2 separate regions of the Homo sapiens genome follow, and region 1 is linked to region 2. A link is a loop called in an ENCODE intact Hi-C map of the cell type or tissue named here. Cell type or tissue: MCF 10A. All regions are shown on one strand.

What was found. A loop is a pair of places that touch in the nucleus more often than their neighbours do. Peaks named below come from ENCODE experiments on the same cell type or tissue, not always from the same donor. Only the 100,000 strongest peaks of a DNase experiment are listed, where the experiment ranks them.
Region 1: a loop joins it to region 2, with 8 times the contacts of the local background. A loop is called at or near these places in 2 of 110 quality-filtered maps.

The regions. Positions count from the first base shown.
Region 1 is chr2:152,737,878-152,745,877 of GRCh38, reverse strand. All of the region lies in intron 3 of ARL6IP6 (ARF like GTPase 6 interacting protein 6), which reads right to left. Among named protein-coding and RNA genes, the nearest start is that of ARL6IP6, 23 kb to the right of the region's middle. In MCF 10A, CTCF peaks have their summits at 2,653 and 4,935; a DNase peak (open chromatin) is centred at 4,947.
Region 2 is chr2:153,161,911-153,169,910 of GRCh38, reverse strand. It overlaps a transcript of GALNT13 not described here. Among named protein-coding and RNA genes, the nearest start is that of RPRM, 310 kb to the left of the region's middle. In MCF 10A, a CTCF peak has its summit at 6,649 (motif pointing left); DNase peaks (open chromatin) are centred at 3,110 and 6,650.

The DNA.
Region 1 (8,000 bases), 420 kb after region 2:
TATCTTACACAATATGCATGTACTTTAACCCTTTACTTCAAGAAGCCGCGGTGCAATGCCATCAATATATTCATTAATAGTGACAGCACTGTAATTGATGGCTCTGAATAGTCCCCAGATAATGAGATTTCATGATACTCAAATATCAAGGCCAAGTTCCTGAACCATCTCTTTTGTCAGTAGCTTTTCTCTCCTACTGCAATTAGCCATCTGACATCTGTTTCATTAGTTCATGGCAATAAAGAATCTGATTCGACAAAGAGGCAGCTCTCCAAAATCTGTATCAAAGAGTAGTAGAGTCAATTCACTGTGCTCAATGTTAAATCTAGTCTGCATGGAAAAGAAATTTCTAATTTGAATACTAACTAACCCACTGTTTTTGACCTCCAAGGCTTATATATATGCCCAAGTTAAGAACCTGTAACACTCGTATATTATTTTATGCTAAAGATGTCCACATATACTTATTTCCAAGGAGGGAAAATCAGTGCTTGTATTTAGTTATGAGGATAGGCTAACTGTATTAAAGAAAACTGAGTGCTGCTGGAAATTTCAAATTTCAAGCAATTCAAACAAAAATCAACTTGTTCCCTTTTCTTGAATTGCATATTATGATTCAACTGTTTTATTTGTTCTCTATCTTCCTAACCCTCAATGTGAAGACGTCAGAGAAAAACCCTAATAACAATATTTTAAAGACCCAAACTAATGTTGAATAGAAAAGTAACATTATAATACAGGATGCCAATACTGAATCCTGAATGTTCCAGGAAATTCACATGTCAAAGTATTTTACTATCTGCTGCTCCCTACTACAGTTAACAACACACTCTCACACACAAATGTTAGCATCTAATTACATACAGAACGCTTTACATAGGAAGTAACACATGTAAAAGAGTAATAGATCATGTTACTCTCTAAAATAGTTACTAAAAACAATTTACCAAAAATTAATTCAAACTAAAATTAACTTGTTCCCTTTTCTTTCTCACTTACAATTTATTTTGCAGATTCCAGATTGCATTGTAAGGCAATACAATTTTTTTAAACAAGGATGCATATAAATAATGTTACATTAAATAAAAATTAAATTAAAAGCATGTTTTCTAAAATTGAGTGTCTGGATATTTATCAAATGTTATTTGTGGTTGGAAGAAGAAGAAATGGAAAGATGGATAATTCATAGTGATCAGACAATAAAGATTGATAGCATGAGGAAGGTAGCAGATACCCGCTGATTTGTATATTAACTGTGAAATAATGCAAATTCCCAATCTAATCTCATAGATTATATTTTAGCAGGCATTTGTGAAAAAAAGACACCACTCTTTACCTTGGCATATGCCTAGAAATCATGATATAACACTAATAACTGAAGTTTCCCTGCATTTTGGCCATGAACCCTATATCAAATAAGCCATAAATACAACCAATAATATATCTAAAGAGAAGATACCAAACTTCAAATTTCTCTAAAAATGTAAGAGTAAATTCATGCTGACTTCTATAAAATAGACATTCAACTGTGTCTTCCAATCTGCCTAGGAAATGCACAAATGTAATTATTCAAAGGACACCTGAAGAATACTGTAGCTTAAAACTGAGTCTAGTTATGATAAAAATATAATAATTTTGTTTGACTTCTGGTAATTCAAAATGACTATCTGTGAGATGACTTTGAAGGTTTTGGTCTCTTTTAAAAGCTATCTAGGAAAATTTTAAATCATGCCTTTCAAAAATATTTTTAGCATAAACATAGATGTTCGAGGTCATTAAACTGAACAGAGTTATACTCAAGGTGGAGATTTCTTTTCAAAACAATTCAATCTATGCCTCAAAAAGACTCATGTTCACTTGTAAGATTCAGGATAAGAAATCTCTTAGCATAGAAGTCAACTGAAGATTTAAGAACTGAGACATGCTCCAAAAACTACAATGCTGTGACTGCAAGACATGCTATTTCTATAGCATTTCTCAAAACAGAGAGAAAATTATTTAAAATCAGTTTCTCACTGGATGATTCAACAATCCAAGCTTTGGATTCAGATATCCAATTCACCAGAAATCTTACTTTTATATACCTTTGATCAGCATAAGCTTGCAATTTGAAATTTCCAGCAGTACTTTATTTCCATTTATATAGTTGAACTATCCTCACAACTTTAAATACAAGCATTGATTTTTTTTCCTCCTTGGAAATAAATATCTATGGATATCTTTAGCATAAAATAATAGTCCTATTAAGGAGCTTCCTTGGCATAGTAACTCCCTTCACAATGATTTCAGCTACGGAAATCATTACATGCTAGGGGCGCTTGCCACTTTACTCTGTATGCTTAGGTTATACAAATTAACTAGACTTAAAATTAATAAACCAACTTTACTTGCCAAGAATGACTTATTTTGGAATCCCCAGGTTGTTTTACATTCCTACAATGTTAATGTCCTACTGTGAAGGTTATTTGAGTATATGCTGTTAAATTTGACGTTTGATCTAAATAGTGAACATTTTTTCATGTCAGCAATACGACCCATCACTCATGTTATCATTTTTCCACTAAGCTTATTACTATAGAGTAACATTTCTATCCTAGATGTGACATTTATTATCAGAGTGGTTTTTATTTCTAGCACACTGAATAACTATTAACCTGCAGCTACATACTTTCACCACTAGATGAAGCTTGAGCATAGGTGATGTGAACCGTGGAGTGCAGTCTTAAAGTGGAATACAGGTACTAGGAGAAAACAATGGAAAAGACAGAGAAAGTCTTTTGATTTAGCAATACTGTGGGGGCAAAACTGCCACATAGCAAAAGCTCAGAGTGCCTGTTAATTGTCAATAAAATGATGCTGTTTCAATTAGTGAAATTCCTCCTATTGATGATGAATTTCATAATGCAGAGGAGGTAAGTTAGCTAGTATGGTGAATAAAAATAAACAGTCAGTTGCAAACTATGTTACTTGCAAATTACTTGACTTTGTGCAAGTGGCTTAAACTTCTGAGACTTGGTTTCTTCATCTATTAAAAAATGGAAACACCAGACTAATAGTAACACCTACGAGATGGGTGGCTTAGGAGGGCATTAGTTCCCCCATAATGTTTAATAGGACTCTCTTAAGACATCCCTAGAAATCCTAGAATATTAGCTTAAAAGGTAGACTTGTTCAGGAAAATGTACTGTAAGGCACAGCTGGTATCCATAACTAACATTTTCCCAATCAAGAGGACTTTAAAGTTCTGCTGCCAATGGCCAAGCCTAGAATGAACCCCAAAGTTCTTTTTTTTTTTTTTTTTTTTTTTAAAGAGCGTATCTTGCTCTGTCACTGAGGCTGGAATGCAGTGGCACGATATAATAGCTCACTGCAGCCTTCAACTCCTGGGATCAAACAATCCTTCTGCCTCAGCCTCCCAGTGGCTAGGAATACAGGCTCATTTCACCACACCTGGATACTTTTTAAAATTTTTTGTAGAGGCAGCATCTCACTATGTTGACTAGGATGGTCTCAAACTTCTAGGCTCAAGCCATCCTCCCACCTTGGCCTCCCAAAGTGCTGCGATTACAGGCATAAGCCACCATGCCCAGCCCACGATTATCTTTAGAGTTCTAGCTTTTCTTTGCATGCAGTATTTTTCCACGGGTAGGTAACATAGTTAGATGCATTAACTCCTGAAAACTATAATTAAAGCTGATAACCAAAATGTTAAAATACTGACTATATATACACTGTTACATTTGTCTCTTGGAAATCACTCACAAAACCCAGACAATGAACAGGGAAAAGTGATGAGAAATGAACTGGAGATGTTGAGTAGGTAGTGTAGAAGAAGCAGGATAATGAATTATAACATAGTGAAACATGGGAATGCCTATTTAGATATTCCAAAAAATCTAAACTTACTGCCTCTGCCTCTTGTTCTTTAACACTGTTAACAAACCTTTAATAACAACCAAAACAAGACTTTCCATCCAGTCTACTGGATTAAATACACAAAGAAAAGGATAGCTTACTAATTGACAAGTTTATATATGTGATATTGCACTATACCTTTTGACTTAGCGAAGTTTACAAATACATGGAACCATCTTTCCAAAAAATATGCCTGTTGAAGTCCATTAAGTACCTATCTGGAAATATATCTTGCAAAGTTCTCTATCTTGTATTTCCTAAACATCTTGTGCTTACGTAAAAGTGAAAATTGCTAAGATTTATCTAATATATAACAGTAAACATAAAAAATTTGAATAAAGGAAAATGCTTTTATTTCTAATCTCAACCTCTTCTTATGAATTATTGACCCAAACTGATGATTTCATTAAATATGTCACCTAATATTTACTAAACAGTAATAAATGTTACTTTTTTTCTTCCTCTGAGGGGTTTGTTTCTAAGGAAACACAATTGATAGTCACAGTAAATATGGTCTTCTCAAATGGTTTTCCCACTTCAACTATTCTGTTAAAAAAAAAAAAACCCAGGTACTTAAGTCTGCAGAGATAGCAAAAGACTACTATTTTAACAAACCAGTTATATATGATTTATTTTACTCTCTTACAAAAAAGTATATACATTGTGATCCCAATTTCAATTTTTAAAATATGCATAAAGAATGGAAAAATATATGTTAAAATGTCAGCAGTAATTTTCCTTGATTATTTCCATTTTTCTTTTTCTTTTTTGGAATTTTCAATAAAGAATCTGAATTACTTTTATATAATTAGGAAAAATGCTTACATTAATATTATTGCTTATTTTAGGTGATAAAATACATAACCTGTCACAAAGATATTTTTATAAAAGTATGATGTCGCATATTGATAAAATATATCAATTTGATTTTGAAGAAAATAAAAGTCTGAAGATTTCAACTTTCTCAAAATGTGGAGAAGTTGTTTCCCTGTACAAGGACTCACTCTACTGGTGACATAGAGAATATACTTAATCTGACATTTCTGAAATAACGGCATATTTTCCATAAACACTAGAGGGCAGGGTTTTGACTATAAAACAACTTCATTTGTATTTGTGTGTGTGTGTAAATATTTCACTTATATTTGGGTATATATATCATTTATATTTGTATACATGTACACATTATTTTGTACAAATACAAAATGTATATACACATTATTTTGTATAATAAACTCCTGGGCTCAAGCAATCCTTTTGCCTCAGCCTCCCAGTAGCTAGGACTACATAATATATATATGCATTATTTTGTATTTATACACATTTATAATGTGTATATATTCTATTTATATACAAATATATACACATACACAAATATATATACACATCTAAATTTTGTATGTATAGAAATGAATGTGTATATTTTATATTTTATATTTTGTATTCATTTGTGCATACACAACATATATTTTATATACATTTCAAAACCATTTTTAGATTTATTAATAAGTACATAATCTAAGGCTCTAATATGACACCATTTCATATTAAAACTGGATCACTAGGCTGGGTGCAGTGGCTCATGCCTGTAATCCCAGCACTTTGAGAGGCCAAGGTGGGCAGGCTGCTTGAACTCAGGGTTTTGGGACCAGCCTGGGCACATGGCAAAATCCTGTCTCTACAAAAAATAAAAAAATTATTTGACATGCTGACACACCTACAGTCCCAGCTTATTAGAGGGTGGAGGCAGGAGGATCACTTGAGCCTGGGAGGTGGAGGTTGCACTGAGCCAAGATCATGCCACTGCACTCCAGCCTGGATAACAGAACCAAACCAGACCTTGTCTCAAAAAACCCAAAAACAAAAAATGCTAATTACTAATTGATATGGTTTGACTGTGTCCCCACCCAAATCTCATCCTGAATTGCAGTTCTCATAATCCCCACGTCATGGGAGGGACCTGGTGGGAGGTAATTGAATCATGGGGGTGGTTACCCCCATGTGGCTGTTCCACTAATAGTGTGTGAGTCTCTTGAGACCTGATGGTTTTATAAAGGGCAGTTCCTCTGCACATGCTCTCTTGCCTGCTGCCATGTAAGATGTGCCTTTGCTCCTCCTTTGCCTTTTGCCATGATTGTTAGGCCTCCCCTGCCATGTGGAACTGTGAGTCAATTAAACCTCTTTCCTTTATAAATTACCCAGTCTCAGGTATATCTTTATTAACAGTGTGAGAACAGATTAATACAGTAAATTGGTACCGGTAGAGCGGGTTGCTGCTGTAAACATACCTGAAAATGTGGGAGTAACTTTGGAACTAGGTAACAGGGAGAGGTTGAAATAGTTTGGAGGGTGCAGAAGAAGACAGGAAAATGTGGGAAAGTTTGCAACTTCCTAGAGACTTGCTGAATGGCTTTGACCAAAATGCCGATCTTGATATGGACAATGAAGTCCAGGTTGAGGTGGTCTCCAACAGAGATGAGGAACTTATTGGGAACTGGAGCAGCAAAGGTGATTTTTGCTATGCTTTAGCAAAGAGACTGGGAGCATTCTGCCCCTGCTCTAGAGATCTGTGGAACTTCGAACTTGAGAGAGATGATTTAGGGTATCTGGTGGAATAAATTTCTAAGCAGCAAAGCACTCAAGAGTTGACTTGGGTGCTCTTAAAAGCATTCAGTTTTGGCTGGGTGCGGTGGCTCACGCCTGTAATCCCAGTACTTTGGGAGGCCAAGGTGGGCGGATCACGAGGTCAGGAGATCGAGACCATCCTGGCTAACATGGTGAAACCCCGTCTCTACTAAAAATACAAAAAAAAATTAGCCGGGCGTGGTGGTGGGCGCCTGTAGTCCCAGCTACTCAGGAGGCTGAGGCAGGAGAATGGCATGAACCCAGGAGGCGGAGCTTGCAGTGAGCCAAGATCACGCCACTGCACTCCAGCCTGGGTGACAGAGCAAGACTCCATCTCCCAAAAAAAAAAAAGCATTCAGTTTTATTCATTCACAAAAACATGGTTTGGAATTGGAACTTATGTTTAAAAGGGAAGAAAAGCATAAAAGCTCAGAAAATTTGCAGCCTGACTATGTGACAGAAAAGAAAAAACAATTTTCTGAGGCAAAATTCAAGCCAGCTGTAGCAATTTGCAGAAATAATGAGGAGCCAAATGTTAATTGCCAAGACAATGGGGAAAATGTCTCCAGGGCATGTCAGAGGTCTTCCCAGCAGCCTCTCCCATCACAAGCTGGGAGGCCTATGAGAAAAAAATGGTTTCATGGGCCTTGCTGCTTTGTGCAGTCTCAGGACTTGGTACCCTGTGTCCCAGGCGTGGCTAAAAGGGGTCAATGTACACTGTTGCTTCAGAGGGTGCAAACCCCAAGCCTTGGTGGCTTACATGTGGTGTTGGGACTGCAGGTGCACAGAAGTCAAGAACTGAGGTCTGGCAACTTCCACCTAGATTTCAGAGGATGTATGGAAACGCCTAGATGTTCAGGTAGAGGTGTGCTATAGGGGTGGAGCCCTCATGGAGAACCTCTCTGCTAGGGCAGTGCAGAAGGGAAATGTGGGGTGGGAGCCCCCACACAAAGTCCCCACGGGGGAACTACCTAGTGGAGCTGTGAGAAGAGGGCCATCAGAACAGTAGATCCACTGACAGCTTGCACTATGTGCCTGGAAAAGCTGCAGACTCTCAATGCCAGCCTGTGAAAGCAGCCAGGAGGGAGGCTGTACCCTGCAAAGCCACAGGGGCAGAGCTGCCCAACATCATGGAAACCCACCTCTTTCATCAGTGTGACCTGGATGTGAGATACGGAGTCAAAGGAGATCATTTTGGAGCTTTAAGATTTGACTGCCCTACTGAATTTCGGACTTGCATGGGCCTGTAGCCCCTTTGTTTTGGCCAATTTATCCCATTTGGAATGGGTGTATTTACAGTGCTTGTACCGCCATTGTTATCTTGGAAGTAATTAACCTGCTTTTAATTTTACAGGCTCATAGGCAGAAGGGACTTTCCTTGTCTCAGATGAGACCTGGGACTGTGGACTTATGAGTTAATGCTGAAATTTGGGGGACTGTTGGGAAGGCATGATTGGTTT
Region 2 (8,000 bases):
TAAAACCACACATGCTAATGAGGTCAAGGACCAGCCCCTCCCAAATTTTCATTTCCACACATGTCAGCAAACAGCTGGGAGCTAACAACAGTAGGGGTTGTACTTTTGACCCCTTTAAATATAAAATGGCTCTGCTTTGAAAAGACAAAGAAAATAATGCACTGCAGGTTTCAACTCTATGTGTCTGTCTCAGCCTCACCCAAGCTGCCAGGTATAGTGTCTTCCTCTTGGGAGTTCAGCCATAGCCAAGCTCTTACCAGGGACAGTCAGGCTGGTGGTTCCTTCTGAGTTTCTCAGTGTTTGTGGTTTTCAGTGGTCAGTGAGCTACAGCTTTCCTAATCTACTCCCATCAGACATGCAGTACCCCCAGGCTTAATACAGCTTAGCCTTCTACCCTGGACACCTGTGGTCCTATCTAACTCCTAATTCCTGTAGAAACTTTGTCTTCAGGAATGAGTCATGCTTCCAGATTCTTCATCTTATTTCAATCAAGCCTCAGTCCTTATACTCTAGTTACCAAACATCAACAAGAATCATGGCCATCCTAAAGCCTCCCTTAGCCCAAATCCTGTCCACCTGAATCAAAAACCTCTGAAACTTTCATCTCACTTAGAGACATCCTGATTTTGACACTCTACCAGTTTTCCTCAGCCTCCACCAATTAATTACGAATTCTGTCCCATTCTCAGGTCAATCTTTTTGCCCTAGAAGGAAATTTTATTATGCTATTGACCTAGGCAGGGCTGCCAGTGACAAATAGGTATGGTGCATATCAGAACCTTTGTGTTTAGTTGATAGCTGCCTGATTCCTTTCCTGATACAAAGGAAGCAAGTGACTGCATCTGAAGCAAAAATATTTTTTTCTCCTTTATCGGCATAACTAGTTTTTTTTTTTTAAACTATAGTTCCAACTTTGTTGCTAGAGAAAAAACAGCTGGTAGGAGGAGTGTAACAAGAAAAGAGGCTTAAAGAAAGCTGTGATTTCTACAGTTATTCTAATAAATGTGTGAAATAGCCAATCTGGAAGCACAGGAAAAAACCAACTGAAAGTATATGAATTGACATTTGGGCATATGAGGTCTCCTCTTCAACAATATGGTAAGAAGTTTGTCTGTTGTAAAGCACATGTGGCAATTAATAAGAGTACGTTAAGTTTATTAATCAGGCACTTTACATGTACTAGTTAATTCTTTAAAAATCATGGGAGATAGGTATATTTTATAGATGAAGAAACTGAATCACAGAGTTGAAGACATTTATCCAAGGGCATACAATCAATTAAATGGCAGAGTAAACAACAGTATTATTAACATATGTGTACTTGAAGTTTGCTGAGAGATCTTAAATGTTCTCACCACACACACACCCCTCCACACACGGTAACTAAGTGGAGAGATGCGTTAATTAGCTTGATAGTGGCAATAATTTCATAATGTATATATAGCAAATTATAATTTTGTGTACCACAAATATATAACTTTTTTGTCAATTATGACTCAATAAATCTAGAGGGAAAAGAAAATAAAAAATATAAAAACAAATGAAACAGTAAGAATTCCAACCCAGGTCTGCTGATTCAGGTGACGGTAAGTCAATATTAGTCAACGTTAAGCATTGTGTAGAAAATTATCCTATTTCACATTAAAATATTTCCAAAGGAATTTAGAAATAGTCTCTGTTCTATACTCTGACAAGAATGCAAATTCTGAAAATGTCCTGTCCTTCATTAAATGATCAATTAAGGTAGCATTTGAGGGAAACATATCATCTTGCCTTCCTCTACTATCCTTCAATATTTAAGTACCATCAGCAGTGCTCATTGGATCTCCAAAGAGAGAAATGCTAGGAACCTAAAAATCCCTCTGTCCTTTACTAGCTACTTAACATGGCTAAATCTTGAGGAGTCATAGCATGGTGGACATTTTGAGAGAAGAAACACTGTTTATACCAGTTAGGACTTGGTTTCTCGCCCTGAGAACTTAGCTGTACCACTTACGGTCTTAGGAATCCTTTCTCCCAACAAGAAGCAGACAAAATAGCCTCTTTGTTCCTTTCCTGGACACCATCCTAACCTTGCTCTTTGAAATCTTTCTTCTAAAAAAGTAAGGAAGAGGATGCAAAAATTAGCCCATAGAAGCAGCCTTTTTCTAAGGCTTGAGTAGTACACTTCACCTTTCCTTCCCCTTGCTCTGTAACCTAATCTCAAGAAGGTTGTTCAGATAAGAGTCCCAAGAACATTCAACTCCAGACTATCCGATTGCACCAGATTGTTTCTGGAAGACACAGAAGAATGATCTGTGAAGCAATCACCAAAGGAAGATAATACAATGAGGAAAGCCATCTAAAGGAGCCTGCCACAAAATTTTAAAAACTCTGCATGGCAACTTGACCCAGTTGTGTCATTGACAGAATTATTTCTTCTCAGGAGGAAAGACTAGGTTATGCTGTAGTAACCTAAAATCTCAACGGCTTACAAAAGGGAAAGTTTACTTTTGGTTGCTACTACACGTTCAACACAAATCAGACAGCCTGGTGAAGAGGGGAAAAGAAAAATATGCCTAACCTCAAACTGGCTCTCAAAGTTTCTGCCTCTGTCCAGATTCAATGGGCCAAAGAAAATCAGATGGTCACTCCCAAGTTTAAAAGGCAAAAATGTATGACCCTTCTGTTGGGATGGATACCACATATTATGTGATGCCAATGGAAGTATCATTTGCTCCAAGAGAAGGACAGTGACTATTATGAACAAAACTACAACATGCCACAGACTGTGTTTCTTGTCTAGTGGTTTATTTGTGGTGTACCACAAATTTAGCAGCTTAAAACAACACACATTTATTCTCTCATAGTTTCTTCGGGTCAGGAGCCTAGGCACAGCTTATCTGGGTTCTCTGCTTCAGAGTCTCACAAGGCTGCAATCAAGGTCTCAGTCAGAGCTGATACTGAGCCTGGGGTTTCTATCCAAACTCACATGGTTGTTGGTAGAATTCAGTTCCTTGCAGCTATAGGACTGAGGCCCTCATCTTCTGCAGGTCACCTTCAGTGCTTTGCCATATGGGCCTCCCCACTGTAGCATGGTGAGTCACCCACCTGGTTACGCAAGGTTATATGTCCACTGCCTGAACCCTGAAGGCCAGGCAATGTGCCAAGGCCACAGTGCCCAGCCCAAGAGCAGGTGTCCTTGAGAACCCAAACATCCCAGAGAGTATCTGAGAACCTACCAAGGAAAACAGTCCCATCACACACACACACACACACACACACACACACACACACACACACACACACATGCAGTAGGCAAAGAGCCAGAAAATTAGCTTAAAAGCAGCTTAAGAATGGGAAGCAGCATGGATCTCTAAAGTTGTCTTGCTGCCATCCAGGAGTGCCTCACATGTAAGTCCTAATAAACTCCTCTACTTGCCAATCTGGATTTGTCTGAGTCATTCTTTGGTCTCTCAGCTCCCTCCTAGTTTGGGAGGAATGTTTTTTAATACAATTCCTGGTTTTTCTCATTATACCCATACAGGCAGCCCACAATATGGCAGCTTGCTTCTTCAAAACCAGGAAATTAGTCCATAGAATACTGCCAGGATGATAGAACCTTCTATAACATAACATAATCGTGGAGGTGGCATCCCATCATCTTTGCTCTATTGTATTGATTAGAAGCAAGTCAACAATTTCACCCACAGTTAGGGGAGGTATTGTACAAAGGTATGAACACCAGGAGACACAGACCTCAAAAGCCATATTAAAATCTGTCTGCCACAGGTGGTGGGGTAGGAAATGAGTGGGGAATCTTTGGGAATCTTTAGGCTTCCCCTAGAGATTAGAGTATGCCACTCGTGTAAATTCCAAAAACATGGCCAAGAATGTTCCAGTTATTACCAGAGACATGATATTATAGCTTCCTGTGTCGGTAAAATTAATCTATTTAGACATTAAGATCATGGCACTAGTTTTATTTTAATCCCATTATATTTCCCCTGCCCTGAGGCTGCTATTCCTCACTAAGAAAACCATTTTAAAAGTACTGGTCATGATAATAATGAAAACCATCTTTGCTTCTTTATTTTTATCTTGGTTTTTAGCAGGATTTTAAAAATATGTACTGATCCTAAATTTATTCACATCCTAAGGCCTATTTTATCTGCTGCTTGTAAACTATCAGCATTTCCACATTAGTCACAGACGATGTGTGTCACCAGCATAGCTAATAAATACAACCTATGCAAAGCAGCTTCTACCAAAATAAGAGAGAATACCAGCTTCCTGGTTTCCACAATTAGTGTATATTATGTGTTTATAAGCCAAGCAGCTCAAAAAGGCATTGCCAGAGAATATACTGAATGAAAATGTTTGCTTACTAAAAAGATATTTCTAAATGTTAATCATGACCAATTTGCTTTTTCGTAAGACTAAAATAATGCTGCAAAAGATTTTCAAATACAAGTTGACAAAAATAAATCTGGCTGTTTGTAGCAGTTTATGGTATAAGAATTATGAGGAATGTTTTTATTTAAGGAGTAAAGGAGTAAAATCCATTTCAAAGGGAAATGCAAACATTTTACAGAGCATAGACTGTGTGGTATCACAATACTAATCAAGTGCCTGTCAGATGGGATGTATAATGTTTCTCTCCCACTATAACAATCAAAGTACCCTTATCTTTCACCACAGTTTTATAATGAAACAATACTGTGTTTACACACAGCTGCTAAATGTCATTGCCAACACCAATGACAATATGACCTCAAAGACTGTGTGTTGTTCTTGTCCTCAAAGGTGCCAGAAGGCAACATGATAATCCAGATGAAACCTAAGAAAAGGAATTACAAAAGGCTTATATGCAGGTCAGAAGATATTCAAACTGACTTATAACTAAAGATATGCCAACTCAAACAGTGGGATATACCTTTTATCCAATATAGTGTCACAGATCAAAAGTTTTGAAAGTACTGTATTGGCCATGGTACGGAGAAATGAATACTTTCAAATTATGATAATCAGAGTAGAAATTGGGGCAGTCTCCTTGGCAGGCAACCTGGTAATATCCATCAAAAAATTAAAATACAGGAAAGGGGAGTTGGTGCACAATGAGTACAAAGTCCTATTATGCAAGATAAAGAGGTTCTATAGATCTGCTATACATCATAGTGCCTATAGTTAATAACATGCTACTGTACACTTTAAAATATGTTAAGAGGAGATCTCATGTTAAGTATTCTTGCCACACATACACACACAAAACACAAAAAAAACACAAGAAAATTTTTGGAGATGAAAACAAAAACTAAAATATGTTTAGTATCTTGATTGTGATGATGGGGTCACAGATGTATGCATATATCCAGATACATCAAAATATATACATTAAACATGAAAATTTTTCACATATCAATTATACCTCAATAAAACAAAAATTCAAATACACGTAAACACAGACTTAGCAGTTTTGCCAAGATGTATACTCAACCATAATCATAAAGACATTTTCTCAAGGAACCTCCCAAAAAAACATATAGTAAAAATAAAATGAAAAAGCAAAACACAGATGTGTGTACATGAGATGTTCTCACTCGTTTAAAAAATGGAATATATATGTTTATGTATACATTTTTTTCTAGAAGAATAAACAAGACCCTATTGGTAGTGGTTATCTCTGGAAAAGGGAGATGGACTATGGAGTAGAAATGTATTTTACTTTTTATTTTCTAGCCTCCAGTACTATTAGAAATTTTTACCATTCCAATTTTTCAATAAAAATAAAATAAATAAGAAATAAAACTGACTTATCTGGATGAATCAGATACAGTGAAAGTCATATTCTAATTAAAATTATGGAATTATATTTTGGCTTCTCAGCCTGATCACATTTTTTTTTTTTTTTTTTGAGACGGAGCCTGGCTCGGTCGCCCAGGCTGGAGTGCAGTGGCGCGATCTCGGCTCACTGCAAGTTCTGCCTCCCGGGTTCACGCCATTCTCCTGCCTCAGCCTCCCGAGTAGCTGGGACTACAGGCGCCCGCCACCACGCCCGGCCAATTTTTGTATTTTTAGTAGAGATGGGGTTTCACCGTGTTAGCCAGGATGGTCTCGATCTCCTGACCTCGTGATCCGCCCGCCTTGGCCTCCCAAAGTGCTGGGATTACAGGCTTGAGCCTCCGCGTCCGGCCAGCCTGACCACATTTTAATTGTCCTTAAGAGGCAAAGTGACTGATAGGACAGTTCCCACTCAGAATGCTAATTTGTTTCCTCTGGCTTTTTAAGGGTATCTATGCTTTGGAGACTTATTCCAGGTTATTGTGACCTCAAGGAAATCAGCTTGTTAATCTCGGGGTCATTTGAAGGTGAAAGGTTTGAAGTTCTGAGGGTTGAGAGCTTAGTTGGGACCCCAGGCCTAGATTCACCAGTGCAGATGTTAAAAAGCCATTTGTTGAGGAAGAAGTCAAGAAGCCTCTCAAAATATGATTAGACAAATTGCTTTTGGAAAGTTTCTTTATGCCCAAAGTATAACGCAGTCCTGAAACTGGATTCCCAAGGTTTAAAGACCGAAACCAAGAATGGGCACACACACCAAAAAAAACCCTGAATTCTCAAACCCACCTCAGTTTGGGCTCCTCACTTACTCTAAAATCAGATCCAGACTACCCCCTGGTGGTTGCCTAGAAGAGACATTCCTTTCTGTCTCACCATGCACTTGGCTTCAAACAAGTGGGACCTTATTTTATTATGAAGACAAACTTCCCAGAAATGGAAAATATAATCCAAATTGCTATCAGGCCATGAAAAAATATCTAGCATGGCAGTATGAGTGGAGGCTGAAATGGAGAAGAGAATGACTGGTAAGACATTTTATGTTTTAGATTAAATGTTTTTAAATGTTTCTCTGCTTTGCAAATGCCTCTTCTTCTGGCCTCACTGTCCTTTCAAAGGCCACAACTTTCAATCGACTTGAGAGAGGCCCCAGCCTCTCTCAGCTGTAATTGATTCATTGGCTCTAATTTGTGTTTCTGTGGGTTGATGTCACCTCAGCATACTCTAAGTCACTAAAGACACATGACATTACCTCATTTTCTGAATTACCTAACATCCCTAGGTAGAATTTGAATCTCATGGTCAGAACTGATCAACTTATATTCATCTCACTACATTTGACATTTTCTGAATTTAGTGTTAGTATAAGCTATGGGGTCTGAACATTGTTCCTGGAACAATGGCATCGTCATATAAATACAAAAACATCTATGGGTATCTAGGTAGCATATGTTACTAGAAAAATGAAGAGCTGCTGATTCTTCCAAGTGTTCAGCTATTTTCTCTGTTTCATTTAGTTGTAGTGGAAGTGTGACTCTTCCCAGGGGGGCTGACTTCTTGAAATTGCCTTTCCTTATCTGAGGCTGGGATTCGAAATGTTTTTCCAATCATCAAAAGCCCTACAGAGTTTCGGGGAGGAGAAAAAGGGGTGTCCCATATTTTCAGGGTTTGAATAGGATCCTTAGAACTCTCCCTTTATGCTAGTGCTTCCTGTTCCTCATTTTAAAAGCAAAGGATTAAAATGTCGTTATGATTTTTTAAAATAAAAGACCAAAAGGTAACATTCCAAAAAATGGATGAAAAATGTGAAAATTAACTGCTAAAATTAAAACTACATATGGTCAAACAAGTAAAAAAATAACCCTGTACCAAGAAATGGCTCTTTGAACATGTTCAAATGGCTAAAAAGTGACTGATACCTGTCAGCATTGTGGATGTAGAATACCTCAATTGACAGAAGCTGGAGTCTCTCTGGCAGCTCCTGAGTTAGGAAATTCTCCAGTCATCCTCCTTATCTCATGTCAAAGATTCATGCCTACAGCCAGTGGGGTGCATTCACGCCTTCAGATAGCAAAAACCAACTACAAACCACTCATCAATTGCCAACAATCAATCTTAGCAATTTGTCTAACCAATCAGCAACTTTGTGGAGACCATGAACCCTTCTCTTTCTGCCTTCCCGCCAT